Regions from separate parts of the Homo sapiens genome. Here region 2 is linked to region 1. The links are chromatin loops, found by intact Hi-C in ENCODE. Cell type or tissue: OCI-LY7. All regions are shown on one strand. Each heading gives the region's core, and the rest is flanking DNA. Links, peaks and the distances in the headings are about the cores only.

What was found. Peaks named below come from ENCODE experiments on the same cell type or tissue, not always from the same donor. Only the 100,000 strongest peaks of a DNase experiment are listed, where the experiment ranks them.
Region 2: it touches region 1 in a loop (7-fold over the local background); 34 of 110 quality-filtered maps call a loop at or near these places.

The regions. Positions count from the first base shown.
Region 1 is chr12:55,068,686-55,076,322 of GRCh38, reverse strand. No RefSeq gene overlaps it. Among named protein-coding and RNA genes, the nearest start is that of NEUROD4, 53 kb to the right of the region's middle. RefSeq lists a silencer at 7,584-7,637 and an enhancer at 7,454-7,637. In OCI-LY7, for the core only: CTCF peaks have their summits at 3,065 (motif pointing right) and 4,022 (motif pointing right); DNase peaks (open chromatin) are centred at 3,092 and 4,042; H3K4me3 peaks cover 227 bases; H3K27ac peaks cover 553 bases.
Region 2 is chr12:54,698,935-54,706,571 of GRCh38, reverse strand. No RefSeq gene overlaps it. Among named protein-coding and RNA genes, the nearest start is that of DCD, 54 kb to the right of the region's middle. In OCI-LY7, for the core only: CTCF peaks have their summits at 3,970 and 4,177 (motif pointing left); a DNase peak (open chromatin) is centred at 4,171.

The DNA of each region.
Region 1 (7,637 bases), core at 1,723-4,222:
GACATGAACAGACACTTCTCAAAAGAAGACTTTCATGTGGTCAGTAAACACGAAAAAAAAAACTCAACATCACTGATCATTAGAGAAATGCAAATCAAAACCACAATGAGATGCCACCATCTCACTCCAGTCAGAATGGCAATTATAAAATGTCAAGAAACAACAGATGCTGGCAAGGATGCAGAGAAATAGAATGCTTTTACACTGTTGGTGGGAATGTAAATTAGTTCAACCGTTGGAGAAGATGGCGTGGTGATTCCTCAAAGATCTAGAACCCGAAATGCCATTTGAACTAGCAATCCCATTACTGAGTACATACTCAAAAGTAATATAAATCATCCTACTACAAAGATAAATGCATGCATATGTTCATTGCAGCACTACTCACAATAGCAAAGACATGGAATCAACCCAAATGCCCATCATGGATAGACTGGATAAAGAAAATGTGGTACATATTCACCATGGAATATTATGCAGCCATAAAAAAACAAGATCATGTCCTTTGCAGGGACATGGATGGAGCTGGAAGCTTTTATCCTTAGCAAACTAATACAGGAACAGAAAACCAAATACCGCAGGTTCTCATAAGCGGGAGCTGAACAATGAAAACATATGGACACAGGGAGGGGAACAATGCATACTGCGGCCTGTCAGGGTATGGGGTAGGGGGAGGGAGAGCATTAGGAGAAATAGCTAATGCATGCAGGCCTTAATATCTAGGTGATGGGTTGATAGGTGCAGCAAACCGCCATAGCACATGTTTACCTATGTAACTAACCTGCATAGCCTGTACATGTACCCTGAAACTTAAAATAAAAATTAAAATTAAAAAAAGAAATTGATTATTCTTTTTTAATTATGAAGAATAAATCATTTTATTAATTGAATCCAAGGTCTGTTATTCATGTTAAATATATCCTTTAGAAGTAATATTAGAAGAGGTGGCTAAATAATTTTGTCAATTGAGATTGCCCAGAAGCTTCTTCAGTTTTAGAAGTTGGAGAAGATGAGTTAAACCCAATAAAAGTCACTGGTTAGTGATTTATAGACAATGTCAAGTAGTCTATGAATCATTTAGGGGGTTTGAATTGGAACTCTACATATAGAAAAAACATGTCTCCTAGTCTCCCAATCACTAGTGCTCTTAGAACTTCTCTTTCATCATTTAACAATTGCAACTACAACACAAAAACTTTCTTCATTTTCAGTCCTATCCAACAAACCCAGAATCTCCCCACTGGGATTTATTATATTCATACTGTTTCTAGGCAGAAAATAGTTTTCATTAAGATGTAAATTTAATGAATTTCTGAGCAACTTGTTTCTGCTCCATTTGGCATGGTGCCTTGCCGGCTTAGTCCAGGTGCTTCCTAATCGTCATAAAAGTGGAAACAAAGAGCCGAAGACCAGCTTTAAGCAAATGTTTTCTGTTAGACTTTTCAACCTGCCAATAACTTTTTCATGTTGTTTGCTTTTTATCAAAGCAATTGGGAAAAAAAATAGAATTCCATGATCTTTAGATGAATAGATGTTTATTTTAAATTTAGGAAGTCCCTCACCATCTCATTATTTTTATCCCTAGCTCAAACATGAATGGAAACATGCTTAAGAACAGCCACGCTGATTGAAAATTTGTAAGAATTATACATAAAACATACATATGTGAACAATTTCAAACAAAAAGGGAACACAGAAGACTAAACATGACACTTAAGGAGAAAATACAGTGACATGTTATAGAAAAAATTAGAAATATCTACAATACAGAGAGATCTGGAAAACCCTTCAGAAATAAACAGCAGATGATCTTAAAAGAAGAATGATGTTGCCATTTGATTTCTTAAAGGTTGCACTGAAAGAATTGAGTCAAGAAGTTAGAATCTAAAATTTTATAACGTAAGTGTAAGGATATCATAAAAATATTCTCAGATAAACAAAGCCTAAGAAACTGTACCACAATAAATGTAACTTTTAAGAATTCTTGGAAGAAGCATAAAGCAGTAGAATAACATAATGAATAAGTTTAAAATCCAGCTCCTCCATTTGATAGCTCTGTCATTGATGACCTCAGGTAAGACATTTAACCTCCTTAAACTTTAATTTCGTCATCTTTAAAGCAGGAACAATGATAGTACATATCCCAGAGGACTATGATGATTAAATAGATTAATGTGGCCAGGCGCAGTGGCTCATGCCTGTAATACCAGCACTTTGGGAGGCCAGGGTGGGTGGATCACCTGAGGTCAGAAGTTCGAGACCAGCCTGCCCAATACGGCGAAACCCCGACTCTACTAAAAATACCAAAATTAGCCAGGCGTGGTGGCATGCTCCTGTAGTCCCAGCTACTTGGGAGGCTGAGACAGGAGAATTTTTTGAACCCAGGAGGTGGAGGTTGCAGTGAACTGAGATCACGCCACTGCAGTCCAGTCTGGGCGACAGAGCAAGACTCCATCTCAAAAATAAATAAATAAATAAATAAATAAATAAATAAATAAGATTAATGTATTTCATACTTTTATAAGACTACAGAAACAACAGTAAGCATTCTATTAGTGTTGTCTACTAAAACCTTTTGACATCATATTCAATGGTGAAAAGAAGATAAAGGCATACAGATTGGTCAAGAAGAAGTTTAAATTTCCTTATTCAAAATTACATAATTTTGCATATAGAAAATCCTAAGGATCTAGCCCCCTTACCACCCTCAAAAAACTGCTAAAACCGAAAGATAAATCTAAAAAAATCTTGGGATACAAAATTAATATATAAAAATCAATTTATTACTATATACTAACAACAGAAATTGTAAAATTAAATTTATTTTAATATTAAAAGTACCATTTATAATATCAAAATAAAGGTATAAATTTTATCAAGGATGTTTAATATTTCTACATTTAAAACTACAAAATATTGCTACAAAAAAATCTAAGTAAATGAAGATATCCTAAGGATTCCAAATTTTAAAAGAATGTGTTCCTTTGGGTGAAAATAACAACATATTGTAGGAAAATAAATCAGAGATTTTCCTAGTAAACTAGTGCATGCGGACAACTCAAACTACCGCAAGGTGGCAGCACATCCCCATGATAGCACCATCAATACTTGGCCTAGTCAGTGGTGAAAAGTCATGATGGGCTTCTGAGAGGATGTTCCTATTAAATCCTAAGTATTCGATCTACAAAGAACTAGGATCTTTTGATCAATTGAGCCCACATTTTCCTTCAGAGTCCAAAGAGGAAACTGAATTTCTGAAAATGTAGGCGACTTATCAAAGGTCAAAAATAGTTCATGACAGAACCAGGATTAGAACCTGATCTTTTAGTTTCCAGGGCAGCTCCTTCACAGTATTATAAACATTCACTGTGGCCTTTCTCTATCCCAGATCCTCTAGGGACTGTTATTTCTAAGAGAAATGATACGGTGGAATAACAAAATATGTAAACTAAGTAGTGAGCAAAATTTTTGCTTAGGTCCTCCTGATAGAGGCAGGAGGCAGAGAAATTCTAGGCAGACGGGGCGGGTCCCCGGTGAAAACCCACCTTCATGCCAAAGTGGCCTGAGACCTGCAGCCCAAAGTGAGAACTTCCATTCCTCTTTGCCCACTCTCTCCCAATTGGCTCTTTCTGAGTAATGTCTTTTTACCAGTCAAACATGGCCTTTTCCAAAACTACCTATGGCCTGCCCCCACTCCCATCCTGTGCTTATAAAGACCCCAGACTCAGTCAGTAGAGAAGAGAGGCAGCTTGACTTCACTGAGGTGGCTTGACTTCAGGGAATAGCTGGCTGGACTTCGTGAAAGAGCCAGCCGGACTTTGGGGGAAAGACTACCTGCTTGTCCCATCCCCTGTCCAGCTCCCCTGTCCACTGAGAACAATTTCCATCACTTAATAAAATTCTCCGCCTTCACCATCCTTCAAGGCTAACCTCATTCTTCTTGTCCAGCATCCAAGAGCTCAGAACCCACTGAGTGCAGGTACCCAAAAAAGGCTGCCACATTGGCTCTTTGCCCTTGCCAGCAGAGGGCAGCCACCCCACACAATGAGGCAACGGGCCAACCGAGCTGCTAAGACACTGCTGTCTGCAGATGGCAGAGCTATGAGAGCACTGCAAACATGCCCTCTGGGGTTTTGGGGTGGCAGGCACCCCCACCTGGGCACCACTGCAGGCTCCACACTGAGCTTGCTCCTGCTGGTGCCCAAAGCAGCTGGCTGGATCCCACTCACTTACTCACATGCTCTCTCTCACAAAGGGTTGAGTGTGGTGGGCCAAGTAAACAGGGCACCCCTGTCATTAGTCTGACAAAGGGGCTGAGAAAAATCCTGCATCACTCCAGACCTTTTTCTAGTTCCAGCTCTCCCTGACCTAACACTCTCCTTTCAGTATCTTCCCATTTCCTACCCCCTTTCCCACAACAAAATAGGAGATATTCTGATATCAAGAGCCTTATTCGTATTTTGGCTGAACTTCATTTGTTTATTTTGATGATAAAAGGAATGGATATCTCTCACGTTTAAGTAATATTGGGCTATAGAAGTAGATAAACCTTTTACTTGACCTTAAAGTCAGATTCTCATTAAAGCTGAACCCAGTCAGGTAACTAAATATTCTGGTTTTCCTGGGCCTGAGAGGTTTCTCAGTTCTAAAACAGGGAAAGTTCTGAGGTGGGCAACCAGGATGGTTGGTCACCCTAGCTCATTTATGTGAAACTGGGGTTTGTGGTGTGATGTACAACATGATGGACCAGACAAAACAAAATGCATCTGACCATCCCTTTTTGTACCTCTTGCCATCTCTCACTTCACTTCAGCCAACATATATAGGACTACTAAATGTAAGGCTCTGCTATGGTTTGAATGTTTTTGTCTACTCCAAACTCATGTGTTGGAAACTTAATCATCAATGTAACAGTGTTGGGAGGTGGCACCAAATGGGAGGTGTTTAGGTCATGAGGGCTCAGTCCTAATGAATGAATTAATGTTGCAATAAAGGAGCTTTTGGAAGTGGGTTCCCCTTCTGCTCTTCTGCCATGTGAGGAACAGTGTTCCTCCCCTCTGGAGGATGCAGCATTCAAGGCACCATCTTGGAAGCAGACACCAAGCCTGCCAGTGTCTTGACCTTGGACATCCCAGTCTCCAGAACTGTAAGAAATAAATTTCTCTTCTTAATAAGTTTCCCCAGAATACACTATAATGTATTCTGTTACAGCAACAAAAAACTAATCAAGACACACACTGTGCTAGGCCACAGGAATTCAAGGATGAAATATAGTATCCCTACTCTGAGTAGGGTAGCAAATTTTTGCACAAATATGATTCCTGGACAAAATTTTTACTAAATCTGCTTTAGGAAAATTCTCATATCAACCTGGCTTATTTTACAAATACAGTAAATCAAATATGTATATACCCTTTTGTGCCTATTTCTAACAAAACATAGTCATTTTTTTCAAAACTGTAGATAGCTTGTGATAATAGCTAACTTCTGCCAACTCCTTACCAATTTTCTGGAATTCTGCTCTCTGTCTGACTCTAATAACTCTTTGAGGGAAAATCTGTTATTGTCCTCAGGCTTCAAACCAGTAAATTGAGGACTAAATAAGAAAAGTACAATTAATCAAGGACAACATCATACAAATAACAGTGGGAAAAGTAGGTTTCAAGCCCAAATCTGTTGACTCTAAAGCCTATGCCCTCACCCACTCCACTGTACCACTTCTCATCTAGAGGGGATCTTGTTCTGTCAAAAACTTTCTGCATTAATGAAAATGTCTTATATCTGCTCTTTCCAGTATAGAGTAGCCCCTAGCCACACATGACCATTGAACATATGAAATATTGACTTATGTGACTGAGGGACTGAATTTTTAACTTTATTTCATTTTAATTAATTTAAATAGTCACATAGGACTAATGGCTACTGTATTGGACAGCACAGGCCTGGGTTTGTATTATGTCATGTGAATGTAACAGAGTAGATCAATGTAGTGTAACGTAAAAAGAGTGGACATTAGAATCAGACTGTTCAGCCTGCTATTCGTGCCCACACCACTCAACCACCGTGTGAATTAGAGTAACATTTTTTTCTTTAAATCTCTCTGAGACTCAGTTGCCTCATCTATAAAATGAGAATAATTATAATACTACTAGATAGTTGCTGTAAGTTTTAAAGAGATATATACAGTATTTGGCACTAATAATCAATAAACATGTTTCATTTGCCCCTTAAAGATTTAAATGGTTGAGAAGGAAATTGCATGAGCTTTATTTGTCTAATATTTCTTCAAATATTTGACAATCTAAGTCAGAAAATTCTTCTGTATCTCTCTCATTTTGATATAAGTTGGTTTCTTTCATTATATTTTCTCTCTAGAATTGTTGTTGGGATTAAAGTCAGAATGATAAACGTAAAATAGCCCACAGTTATCTCAGTCACCAGCACGTAATTAAGCTCAGTAAGTATTTTTCCTCTCCAGTCCTTCAGCTAGGACTCAGAAAAATTTGTTTTTGAAAAAAAATCCACAAACATCCTGGATGCAGTGGTCAGGGGGAACTTACCGCTACTTCTTCGACGTCAAAGGATAACTGAATTCTCACTTTTGGCTCAGGCATGTGCAAGAAACAGGCACTATACCATCATTTCATGGGTGAGTCTATATTACGATGGTTGAAGACAGTGTAATCTAATGGACGGTGCCAGGAGGGTCATGAGAAGAAGCCAGGCTCTAGTTTTATTTCAATGCTGACCAGTTCTGTGACAAGTCGCTTTCTCATTCAGTACCTCAGATTTCCCAGCTAGGAAGTGGGTAGAATCACCTCAGATCTCCCTCAGAATTCTGTTAGGATGAAGATCCTGAATAATATGAAACTTCTCAGTAGTATAAACTACATTTTCATGTTAACAGTATCTCTTGACCATCTACCATACCACTATGAATTATATAAATAATATTTTAAAAACACTTTTATGAACTGTAAAGCATTAATCATTACGTAAAACAGAAAAAATGTCATCCTCATTTTAATAATTTGGAAATGGATTTTCAACAAATTGATTTGTCCAAGCCATACTCAAGTCCAATATCCTAGACCACACAACCACTAACTTGATCACACTCTTGCAGAGAAAGAGGCTAAAACTTGATCCATGGTGTATTTAAAGAAATTCATAGGCTGGGCCCAGTGGCTCACACCTGTAATCCCAGCACTTTGGGAGGCCAAGGCAGGAGGATCACTTGAAGTCAGGAGTTCAAGACCACCCTGGACAACATAATGAAATCCCATCTCTACTAAAAATACAAAACTTAGCCAGGCATGGTGGTACACGCCTGTAATCTCAGCTACTCAGGAGGCTGAGGCAAGAGAATCACTTGAACCCAGGAGGTGGAGGTTGCAGTGAGCTGAGATCGCACCACTGCACTCCAGCCTGGACGACAAAGAGAGACTCAGTCTAAAAAATTAAAATAAAATAAAATAATTGGTAGGTTTAGCCTCTGGTGAAAGCGGTATGATTGGCGCTTCAGAAGAACTTGCTTGAATGAAAAGTGTTACAAGACGCTGGAATCAGCTGACTGGGGACAGGTCTGGGGAGTGTGGGCTGGATGGCTGGGCCTTGGTGCTGCTCCTCCCTGTTCT
Region 2 (7,637 bases), core at 2,622-5,121, 370 kb after region 1:
GAATCTTAAAAAATAGAAAGCAGAGAGGATCGGGAAAATCGAGGAACAAAATGAGACAAAACTATGCCTGAAGCAGGGCAAGGAGAAGCAATGAGGAAGGAGCAAAGATAGCGATGAGGAAGGAGCAGTTTGAGGAGACTAAGTCCAAAGTCAATGGATATATGGAATGTGAGCTTCAAGAGCATTCATTAGCATGATCAGTGAGAAACTACATTCAGGTCATTTAAACAGCTGATCTCCCTTCTATTTCTCCAGTGCACTGGGCAGTGATGTGTGTGGACAATGGGCTTAGGGGCATTGCCTTTCACAGGAAGGATGAGGAGCTCCCACAGTGAGAAATTATCCACCATCACTAGAGGTAGACGACAGTAACAGAATAAGCAAGCTCAGATTTTCAAATTCAGATATGCAACAACTGAAAACTAACCAAACATTTGGGAGAAACCAACATTAGGAGAGATACTAAGCATTAAAAAAGAAAACTAACCACTGAGAACACAAAATAAACAGAGCAATATTCAAGCCTCAGCAATATTCAAGAGTTTATTAGGCTCATTGAAAAGACGCCAGTCACAATGGCTATTATATTAAAGTCAAAAAATAACAGATGCTGGCAAGGTTGTGGAGGAAAGGGAACACTTATGCATTCCTGGTGGGAGTGTAAATTAATTCAGCCATTGTGGAAAGCAGTGTGGCAATTCCACAAAAACTTAAAACAGAATTACCACTTGACCCAACAATCCCATTATTGGGTATATACCCAATAATGAATTGTTCTACCATAAAGACACATGCATGCGTACGTTCAAAGTAACACTATTCACAATAAAAAAAGACATGGAATCAACCTAAATGCCCATCAATGGTAGATTGGATAAAGAAAACGTGGTACATACACATCATGGAATATTACACAGTCATAGAAAAGAAGAAGATCTTACCATTTGCAGCAAAATGGATACAGCTGGAGGCCATTATCCTAAGCAAACAAACACAGGAACAGAAAATCAAATACCACATGTTTTCACTCATAAGTGGGAGCTAAACAACCAGAACATCTGGCTCTTAGAAGAGGAACATCAGACACTGCGGCCTACTTGAGAGTGAAGGGTGGGAGGAAGAAGAGGTTCAGAAATACCTACCAGGTACTATGCTTATTACCTGGGTAATAAATGATCTGTACACCAAACCCACATTACACACAGTTTACCTGTATATCAAACCTGCACCTGTACCCTTAAACCTAAAATAAAAGTTAAAAAAAAAAGAAAAGAAAAGAAGATGGTCTGAATGGCAAAATGGATAAAATTAAAATCAAAACTAGTGAACTGAAATAGCAAGGTGAGAAGTTCTTCTGAAATGCAGTATAAAAGATAAAAAGAAATACAAAGAAAAAGTCATGAAGGACAGATCCAGTGGACGAAACATGATTTGGCACAAACAGATTTAGCGTCTTTTGGGTAAGGTATTTTTTCCTCGTAAGGAACACCCCACATTATCTTAATAGTCCCTTGTATCTAATATTCCATTTGCCTGATATTAACATAGCTACAGATTTCCTTGGGATATTAATTCCTTCTCTTTACTTTCAGCATTCTGTGTCACTATGCTTTCAGTTGTGTTTCTTTTTAATGATATGAAAAATTTTGGTTTTATAACCAATATGAGACTCCCTAGCATTTTAACTGTTCAGTTTAATTTTTGCATGTTCGTGACTACCATATTTGGATTTATTTCTTCCATCTAAGTTTGCCTTTTATTTGTAATGTTTTCTCTTTGCTTTCTTGTTGTCCTTTCCTTCCTTCTATGGGACTGAACATATTTCTGAAAAATAAATGGACGGGAAAAGATAGACTCTAGTACTGGTGTAGGGATTGATAATTAGCCTAATGCAATTTTCAGCTAAGGGAAATGTCTGGAGACATTTTTGATAGTCACAACTGAGATACTGCTGGCATCTAGTGAGGAGAAGCCAGGGACGCTGCTAAACATTCTGCAGTACTGAGGACAGTGTCCCATAAGAAAGAATCATCCAGTCCCAGATGTCAATATTACCAAGGTTGAAAAACTCTGGTCTAATAGAATAGAATAGAGATCCCAGAAACATATTTTTGCATATAAGGAAACTTGAGATACGCCGAAGATGACATCGCAGATTACTGAGGAAAGAGGAACTATTTCATAAGTGGCTTCAGAGCAACTGATTGTCCACGTGTAAATAAACCACTCACGTTCTCACTCATAAGCGGGAGGTGAACAATGAGAACACATGGACACAGGGAGGGGAACATCACACACCAGGGCCTGTTGGGGATGGGGGGTCAAGGGGAGGGACAGCATTAGGACAAATACCTAATGCATGCGGGGCTTAAAACCCAGATGAAGGGTTGATAGGTGCAGCAAACCACCATGGCACATGTATACCTATGTTACAAACCTGTACGTTCTGCACATGTACCCCAGAACTTAAAGTAAAATTTTAAAAAATAAAATAAAATAAAACTATATGCCTACTTTAATCCAGGTAGATTAAAGCCTTAAATGTGAAAAATAAAATGTTTAAACCTTTAGAAATATATACAATAATATTTCTATAACATATAGGGGTAGAGAAGCCCTAAACAAGGCTCAAAAAGCCCAAATTATACAGATACATTCTGATGAATATGACTGCGTTAAAACTTAAAACTAACCAAAACTGTCACCATAAATAAATCTAAGAGACAAGAAACAGACATAGAAGATACTTTCAACTCATATACCTAAGGAATAGTAGTCAGAATATTATAGAAAACTTTAATAACCTAATAAATTAAAGCAAAGTCAAGTGAGAATAGAAAAATGAGCAAAAAAGAGTAAAATGAAATTCAAAGAATAAATGCTAATGACAATAGGCCTATGAAAAGAAGCTCAATCTCACTGAAAATTAGAGGAATGCAAGTTAAAACATGGAGAAACCATTTTCATATTTATTGTATTTGCAAAATTTTTGTCTGATTATAGCAAGTGTTGGAGCAAATGGGAAAAATCAAATACATTTTGTACACCACCGCTGCTGAGCATTTGGCCCAATCATTTGGAGAACAACTTGGCAATGTGTACTAAAGTTGAAGATGTTCATATCACACAGTCCCACAACTCTATCTTATGTACACAACAGGTAAGAACAAAAACATTCTTGCTGGTTTTTTTGGTTTTTTTTTTTTTTTGAGACAGGGTCTCTCTCTGTTGCCCAGGCTGGAGTGCAGTGGCACAAACACAGTTCACTGTAACCTTGACTTCCTGGGCTTAAGCGAACCTCCCACCTCAGTCTCCCAAGTAGCTGGGACCACAGGCATGCACCACCACTCCCAGCTATTTTTTTTTATTATTATTTTTAGTAAAGATGGGGGTCTCACTATGTTGTCCAGGCTGGACTAGAACTCCAGGCCTCAAGCGATACCCTCCCAAAGTGCTGGGATTACAAACGTGAGGCACTGTGCCCAGCCTGTATTTTTAATAAGAGAAAGAAATAGAAAACCAAAAATTTGTCAACTGAGGAATAGATAAGTCAGCTATGTTCATACAACAGAATATTGCACAGAAGTTTAAATAAATGAACTAGAGATACACTTAGCACCAAAAATAAAGCTCAGAAGTATACTGTAGAGTAGCGGGGAGGGAAACAAGTTTCAGAAGAAAATGAAAGTGTGAGACCATTTATATAAAATTTTAAATCTGCAAAGCAATCCCGTATAATATATATGGGATTATATATTATATATATATAGTATATATATATAACTATTATATATATAGTTATAATGGATACTATAATGTATCCATTATAACTAATGGATACATGGTTACGTAACAAAAACTAAAAGCATGAAAGGCGAGATTAAACACTAATGAAAGTGGGTAGTTCTGAGTGGAAAGAGAGGATTCTAGGGTAAATTAATACTGTGCTGTTTCTTTTTTAAAAATGTTAAATACACAATTAAAATTTGATCTAGTAGTAGGTTCGTCACATGGGTATTCAATATATTATTATATTCTTGTGTATTTATTTGAATTATTTCACAAACTAGATTAATTGTAATCAGTTTTAAATACCTGTCACAGAATCATCAAAAATGAAATTCACACAGGCATTCAGCTAACATCTCAAAATTTAGTTGTCCAACAGCACCCTCTGCTGTTCTGTATAAGCTAGGACCAATTATTTACAGCAAAAATCAACACTGAAAAAGCTGGAGAGGTCTCTCCATATAGTACTTCCCCTCTTCCACCCCAGCAGCAAGCAGCCTCTGCATCAGAAGTACCATCTTTTGGAATCTGGGGAATATGGTAAAAACACATAGTTTGTGACAATTATTCTGTACAAAGATTTTCTCCCAGGATAATGAGGAGCCAGGGGTTTGAGGAAAGGTGTCTGTGCAGGGCACACACCCCAGAGAGAAGTCTCTGGGCCCCATGGCATCAGTATGTCATAGGCAAGATAATAAAAGGGTGGGTGGGGTAAAGGCGACACTGAGTGAGTGAAGGGCAAAGCTAGGGTCTGAGCTGCCAGTGGCCTGAGAAAAATCTGATTCAGCCCCTTTATTTACAAATGAGGACTTTGAGGTTCAAAAAGATCTCTTCCTGGATCACCCAGTGACTCCAAGTCACACCAAGAAATGCACCCAGGGAAAGGGAATTAGATACATGGTAGCACTCTGTCCTCATGTATGAGTCTTCATCAAGTCCTAAGCACTTACGTAGATGCTGCACTCTATTCCTGTTAATATGCTCTCCTTTCCCACCGTCTTTACCATGAGCCAGCCGGGCACATGAGGGGCTGTCACAGAATTGCCCTCCCATATTAGCTCAAAACTTAGAGCTGCTTAGGGCTTTGCCCTGGGAGGAGAATCTCACTGAGGGAGATGCTGCTGGACAAAATAGCCTGCCAAAAAGATCTGCCTCCCTGTACATTTCCTATTGCTGCTTAGCAAATTACCGCTAACTTAGCAGCTTAATAAAACAACACAGACCTCCCCATTCTAAAGATCAGATGTCTGAAATGGGTCTCACAGAGCTAAAATCAAGGCATCAGCAGAGCTGTATTCCTTCTCCAGGCTCTGGAGGAGAATCCATTTCCTTGCCTTTTCCTTAGCTCATGGCCCCGCTTCCTTCTTCAAAGCTGGCAATCACATCACATCACTCTAGACTATGCTTCCCATCTCCTTCTCTGACTCTGACCCTCTGCCTCCCTCTCTTACTCAGAAGGACCTTTGTGATTACCCACATAATCCTGGATAATCCCCTATCTCAATGTCAGTTAGATTAGCAAACTGAATCCCATGTGCAACTTTAATTCCCCCTTGCTATGTAACATAACATAATCACAGGTTCTCGGGATTAGGATGTGGACATCTTGGAGTGGGGGGAGCATTTTTCTGCCTACCACATTAGTCATAGCCAGTATTGGCTTGAAGAAAGGCTACATACTTCAACTCATGGTCTTCCCCTATCCTTTCCTGATAGTCTTCTCTCTGTGTGTGTGTGTGTTTCTCTCTCTCTCTCTCATTTGCAGACATACATATGCACATACACACACACACACACACACACAGGCCTTATCTCAATTACCAGCCTAAAAGTGCGCAAATAACCTCAAGAACAAGAATTGTATCATTTAACTTTCAATAATTTCACATATACAAGATGTCCCTCCCTCTCTGCATTACCACCAATGAGCTCTTCTATTCCTCCAACATCAACCGGCCCTTCTGAGATTCCTCTACAGCTCCAAGCCCCTCTACTTCCTGCATATTTCTATATCCCCTCAGGACATCGTTGAGCAAAAATTATTTTCATTTCAAGACATATTTGTTCAACACCTACTACATGCCAGAATTGTACACAAATATTCTTGCCCTCAAGGAGCACAGTGTCTACAACACAGGTCAACACACATGCAAACACACACACATACACACACACAAGCCAATTGCAGAGCTCAGTGCTGCACTGAAGAGTGCATGAGTGTCAAAAGGAAATAATTAACTCAAGCCTAGGAGGCGTGGAGAATCCACACAGGAGATGTCTTTTATGCAAGGCCTTAAGAACAGATAGCATTTTGACAAGAGAAAGGAAAGGAAATAATTAACTCAGGCCTGGGAGGCGTGGAGAATCCACACAGGAGATGTCTTCTATGCAAGGCCTTAAGAACAGAGAGCCTTTTGACAAGAGAGAAGGGTGGGAAGAGCATTCCAGACACAGGGAGTAGGATAAATAAAGGCAAGGAGATGGGAACATCTTGGAATGTTCAGGAACAGTTGGATGTGCCTTGAATGAAAGCAGTGGATGGAGGGAATAGGGTTGGGAAATGAGGCTAAAAGAAGTTTTAATCAGGTGAGAAAAGGCCTCAATGTCACTCTGAGTGGGTGTCCTGATTCTAGCGTTTCCGTGTTTCCTCACTGCTCTCTCCCACCATGGAGCCTGGCACAGAGAGTTACCAAGACAGGCAGAGGATTGACTGACCAGTTGACTGACCAGAGTTTCAGGGAGGGCTTCTTCCTCTGTCCTTTGTAGACAGGGCCCCAGCCCCCAGGATTCCCAGAAAACTCAAGGACAGCAGTGACATCCTTGGTCTCTTCCTACCTAAGAAGGAAAAGGGTGGGATAACTTCTCTGAGCCCTTTTCCCTCTAATTGTACCTGTATCTTTTGTGGACCTGGAACAGGAATTAAAAGAAATTAATGAATGTGTAAGCAAAAACTCAGTTGTATGTAAGAAAACCCAATTCCCCCTGAGAAAGAGAAAGAGGTGGAGTCCTTTAAAAATTAACTCCCTGTTTTTCTGCCTGTGGCTATTGAGCCTTATCTCTCCCTTTCCCAGGCATTGTGAAGACCCTGTTTCTCTAGCTGTGCAGCTGCAAGGTCACTAGACAGATAAACCCAAGTCATAAAACATGTTTTTCCTTGAAAAATAAGAAATAATGTAACGCATGTCTCAATTAAATAACTGCCTTTGTTTCTTGATTCTGCAATATGCTTCCCCCTGCACAGATCTCCCCCGACCCCACAAAATGCTTAAAAGGTAACCTGACTCTTTGTTCAGGGCTCAGTCCTTTGTATGGTAATCCGACTGGATGGGTGCACCTAAATAATAATAAATCCTCCTCAACCCCTCAGTCTCTCTGATTCCTAAATTATCCCACTGCAGAGCTTGTCCCTTTCTCTGTGAGTTACTCTTTCAGAATTCGAGGGAGGCGTAACTGACTGGAAAAGGCCAGAAGACAGGAGGGATCCAAGGTATGTGGCAAGGCTGGAGGATTTCTGGATTCATTCACCACCTGGAGTTCCTGGAATCATAAATAAGATCAGAAGAGGTGGACTCGGCCAGGCGCAGTGGCTCACATGGTAATCCCAGCACACTTTAGACGGCCGAGGCAGGCAGATCATGAGGTCAGATCGAGACCATCCTGGCTAACATAATGAAACCCCATCTCTACTAAAAATACAAAAAATCAGCCGTGTGTGGTGGCATGCGCCTGTAATCCCAGCTACTCGGGAGGCTGAGGCAGGAGAATCACTTGAACCCGGCAGGTGGAGATTGCAGTAAGCCGAGATCACACCACTGCACTCCAGCCTGGGCAACAGAGCGAGACTCCGT